Regions from separate parts of the Mus musculus genome. Here region 2 is linked to region 1. A link is a loop called in an ENCODE intact Hi-C map of the cell type or tissue named here. Cell type or tissue: gastrocnemius. All regions are shown on one strand.

What was found. Peaks named below come from ENCODE experiments on the same cell type or tissue, not always from the same donor. Only the 100,000 strongest peaks of a DNase experiment are listed, where the experiment ranks them.
Region 2: a loop joins it to region 1, with 3 times the contacts of the local background. A loop is called at or near these places in 6 of 42 quality-filtered maps.

Annotation. Positions count from the first base shown.
Region 1 is chr6:84,268,184-84,270,683 of GRCm38, forward strand. No RefSeq gene overlaps it. Among named protein-coding and RNA genes, the nearest start is that of Gm10445, 150 kb to the right of the region's middle. In gastrocnemius, a CTCF peak has its summit at 1,042 (motif pointing left); no DNase peak of the experiment used is centred here; H3K27ac peaks cover 1,446 bases.
Region 2 is chr6:84,094,212-84,096,711 of GRCm38, forward strand. The region is part of intron 17 of Dysf (dysferlin); the gene reads left to right. Among named protein-coding and RNA genes, the nearest start is that of Dysf, 76 kb to the left of the region's middle. In gastrocnemius, CTCF peaks have their summits at 990 and 1,855 (motif pointing right); DNase peaks (open chromatin) are centred at 533, 987 and 1,870.

The sequences.
Region 1 (2,500 bases):
CCAGATGCTGACCTATTGAAGGGATGGGAAGAGTTGAAGAAGTGAGGGGTGAATGGCCAGAGGAATGAATGGAGCCATGAATCAGTCTTGCCTTGGTGACAGCCCTTGGCACACGCAGGGATGTGTGCTGAGACCGCTTCTCTGCTCTGAACTCTGCCCTACTTTCGTGGCCTCCTTTTTGGCCTCCAAAGCCAAGGGCCTTAAATATGGATGACTAAGAGACACTCCATGAATGGGATGATGTGTAATCTTCACCGCCTTGTCTCTTTGGAGTGCTTTTTCTATGCCCCACCACCCTGAGCATTTCAGGCCCCAGGTGAGGGTAGGAGCACCGGGTGACATGAGTTCCTAAGGTCCTGGTTTGGGGGTATGGGAGCCATAAGTGCACGTTCCTGCTGGGTTTTCTTATACTCTGTAATCACAGGAACTCAGCATTGAGACAGATTTGCAAAGCCTCCTGAGACCTCTTTGAGTCAACGTCTTCACAAAGCTGAGATCTTCAGAGACAAGGCCCTAAATCCACAATCCTCAGGGCTGGGGGACAAGGTAGACCCAGGATTTTAGATTCCTAGGGCCTAGTCCAGCACTCACTAGTGATCCCTCCCTCTCTGGCTGTTACTTTACCCTTGTCTCTCTTGTCAGTGTCCCACAGACTTTTTCTCATTCAGCTGATGCTGCCCCCCTCCCCCCTCCCCATGGCGCCTCTTCCCATTGCCCGACAGATTTGTCACCTCTCTTTGTGGGTGATGCTCTGCCTTGTTCTTGGCAGGGAGCAAACGACCCCAAGTCCAGGGAGGACAGCTAGCTCTAGGTTGCAGAATCTCAGGGTTTAGAATTAACTTGAGCCTGACTTGGAGCGGAAGTCACTGCATTGTGCTGGACCTACAAGCTTTGCCACCCAAATTCTCAGAACCAAATGGGATCCCCTTGAGGAAGACTTTCAGGAAGTGGTCCACACCCTAGGAAGGCTCAGGATGGTGATGGCTGAGAACAGATGGGGGGCAGAGGAGGGGCCCTATGAACTGGGGTGGAGCGCCACCACGTGGACTTGGGGAGTGGAACTCCTCACCCCTGTGGATCTCCAGTAAATAGGGCAGAGAATGTTCAGGCTGGCTCTTGGGTCTTGGGGTGGAGGCCTTAGTCCTATTTTCCATAGGCCCCATATGGACTTCACTCCCTTGAACAGTCTTCATCAAGAGGTTCTCAACACACCTTTGCCTCAGACCATGCTGTAGGTTGAGTGTTCAGGTTGCCACTTTATTCTCATTGAAACAGCATTAAGACTCAGGATGGGGGTCAAGTCCTGGGGTAGTGTCATTACACATATTACTGTGGAACTGTTCTTCTGCCAGATGGAGAGTTGTCAATGTCCCCACATCATACACCCCCAGTGCCTGGTACAGGAAGGACTGAGCCTGGAACACAACGTCACTGGATGCCTGCACCTCAAACTTGGACTATCTTGCCTCCAGACAGAAGGAGATTCTGTCCTCTATAAATGATCCATTCTCATGCGTTCTGCAAGAGTAACAGAAAACAGAGCAAAACTCCTGAGCCCACACCCTGGAGATGGACAGTGCCTACTGAGAGGTCAGACCAGCGTCCCAACCGCTCCTCCCAGCCTGTCAGGCAGAGTACAATTATTTGAATGCAGTCAGCAGCAGCAGTGACAAGGTGAACAGGACTCTTGAGTCGGAGTCACAGGACCTCTGCTCATGACAAGCCTACAGATTCAAGACATTAATCCATAAGATCTGTCCAGCCATCATGCTGGGCTGGCGCTACAGGGACCCTCTTGTCTCTGCCTTAGAGCCAGAGCCTGGCAAATCATGTAGCCTCTGGGGACTAAACTTGGGGCTCATGTTTACAGCAGTAGCACTTACCCACCCCGACTAAACCATTTCCCCAGACCAAGACTCTTGGGTTTTAGACACATTTCCTGTCTCTTCCTGTCTTCTTGCTGTTTTCCAGATGGTTCCTAGCTCCAAACTTTCACTACAGTTCAGATTCTTACTGCTTCTGTTTTGTCTTGCCCATGACATCCTTCCTACCAACTTTCTGCCTGCATCTCAGCCTTCATCCCCTGGACAACTCCTTCTTCATCCTCCGGAACTCACTCCTCTAGCAAACATTGACAACTGCAGGACAAGGTACCAAGCACGTATCGGGGGCTTGTAAGGGAAAGTACACAATGATCAGGTGCTGGTAGGAATTTAACTGATTCAGGCTCAGTTCCACGTATAACCAACCCTCTACACCCAATTCACTTACAACCTTGGGCAAACCACCTCCCCCTTTCTGGCCTTAACTTTTTAATCTGTCCGATGAGGCGTCTGGGCCAGTGGGGGGCTCTGACACAGCCTGGGTGGCAGCAGAGCCAAGGTTCAAGGTCACGGCCCCACGTTCTCCCACTGGCTTGCTTTACTCTCCCCAGCCGGGAGGAACATCCTGAACAGCGTTAAGAATAATAAACATGGGCTGATAAACATCAATAGGCCTG
Region 2 (2,500 bases), 170 kb before region 1:
CCAATCAAACCCGCTTCTTTCTGCCTTGAGCTCCCTGATGATTTGATTCAGCCTGGAGTTTTGTTTTTGTGATCTTGTTTTTGTCCCCAGTAAGGACAAGACCTAACACGAACCTCTTAAGCACTTCTGCCCGCAGTTTGCCTAGCCTGAAGTTTGAAGTACTCTTTGGACCCTGTGCACCAACGTATGAAGGGAAGACTTTGTTGTTATTATTATTATTATTATTTTTAAAGGAGTATGCCCTCTTAGATGTGGCTATTCTTTTGAAAGGCAGTAAGCTCACGGGACCTGTGATACTTGCAGGCATCTTTGACGCCGCCACCCCTATGGACAGTGTGCTCCAGAACGGCACTGGGAAAACCAAAGTTGTCTTTGGATTTTGGATGACAGTGAATTTCCCAGTAGTCTCCCCTTTTCCCTCTTGCCTGGACCAGGCGGGTGTCAGGCAGCCAAAGCCGTGGGCTTGGGGCTCTGCCGAGCCTTGGGAGCTGGCAAGACTGACTGAAGGCAATGGCTTGGCTTCTCCAGGGTACACGCGTGTCCCCAGGGACCGCCTGCTGAGCTGTGACTTGTGGCTGGCAGCCTGTTCTGTCCCTTCCAGTTCTTCCAGGTGAGGAAACTGGGCTTCACTCTCACAGTAAAAAGCTAGGCGTGTTCATTTGGGACTTGGGGCTTCCTTGGACCCAACTCTCCAGGCTCAGGGAAAACACAGCGAAACACTTGTGTTTTGGCAGAAAGACGACCAGGACTAAATAGCGGCTTTGTGTTGGTGGCTTCTTTGCTCTCCCGCCCTTGACTTTATGAGCTGTCTGCAGACACAGGGGCGAGAACCTGGGGTGAACCTCAACATCGGAGACCTGTGACCTGTTCTCAAGTTGGGAAGCACTGGCCCAAGACGTCAGCAAGGCTGAGCCAATGCCCACAGTCCTATCTGCTTATGGCTCCTAAATCTACAAACGAACAAGGAGGCCTGTGCAGTTCCAGCCACCACCAGTAGGTGGCTAGCTTGCCGGTGGGACTGGTAGATAACTATCACTGACTGGCTACCAGGATAAAAGCCAGTCTCTAGCAAGAACACAGGGGTCCCATCTCTGACTCTGCTTTCATTAGTCCAAGATAACAGGCTCCTCCCGCTAAAGCATCATTTGGGATGAGATTAAAGTAGACTCTGGGGACCACAGCTGTGCCTGTGTATGTCACTCTTCCAGGCTGAGAACTCTCCTATGCCAGGGCCCAGCTCAGTTCCTGTAGATAAGAAAATCTTCACAAGATACACACTCTGCCACACTGATTCTTGCCACTAACCTTGGGGGCCGAGACCTGGCTGCAGAAATCAGAAGGCCAGCTCAGGACCTTGCCCTCTTTAGGTCTCTGGCTTCAGTTCTCCATCCCTGCTTTTACCTCTAGACCACCATATATTTGTGCTTTACACTCCTTTCTGTGAGCCTTCCAGAGCCGTCCAACCTGGGTTCTCTGGGCCACAATGGATGAAGAATTGTCCTAGGACACATTAAATCCAAGATGTCCAAGCCACATCCTGAGAGTTATAAGAGAGTACACATACTTATTTTGAGTGACACTGGAGCATGACAGGCCATTATCGGCTACATGTGACTGTTCGTTGGATATCCTCTGGCAGTTCCTAGCAACTGTCATGAATCTGTGGGAATATAAAACGGTTAGAATATTCTTATTACATTTATTTTAATGGCTGTGCATGGACATGCTCCTGTGCATATGCTATCATTTGTCTCTTATCTTCACCTGAAGTGGCTGGTGGTAGGAGCCAGACCCAGGCGGTTCACGTTGAGAAAATAATATGTTGCTGTCTGTGGCAATACTAGAAATAACCACTAGGTGGAGATGTTGTGCCTTAAATGGCCTTGGCTCAGTGTGCTGGGCCCAAGTGTCAGTTTCATGCTTGGGTTTGGAGCCCAGGGTATTCTCTTGTCCACAATGGCTCTTTAGCGTTTCCCTTTTCACGTTTCTTTCTCTGCACCATTCCTCCTAATCTACCTGTATATAATGAAGAAAAAGCACGTTTTCTCCTGTGCGTTGTTTCTTGAGTATATTGGATGGAGGTTCAGGTCACAGAGGTGCGGAGGGCTGCCTGGTTGGAGTTGGGGGGGGGCAGGGTGTGTGCTTTCCTTTGTTGTACATTCACAGAGCCCGTCCCCCAGCTCTCCATCCAGACTCCTGTTCATGTAACCATTCTCCACCCAGCCACACCCATCCTAACTCCTCTTCCATTTCTTTATGCTTCAGAGGAGCCTGCAGGTGTACTCAAGAGTCCACAAGCCACTGACCGTACGTTGCTGTCACCTAGGGATCCACGAGGGGATGGGACATTGGGGTTTTTGCTGGAGGGGAATTTTCTGACTTGCATGAAGGGGACTGAGTCACAGTCAGGTCTCTGAGTTGACCGCTGGCAAGTCGCAGCCACTGGGTAACTGATATGAATTACGTGGGATGCTTTAAGGCCAGTTTCCTTTACATCTCC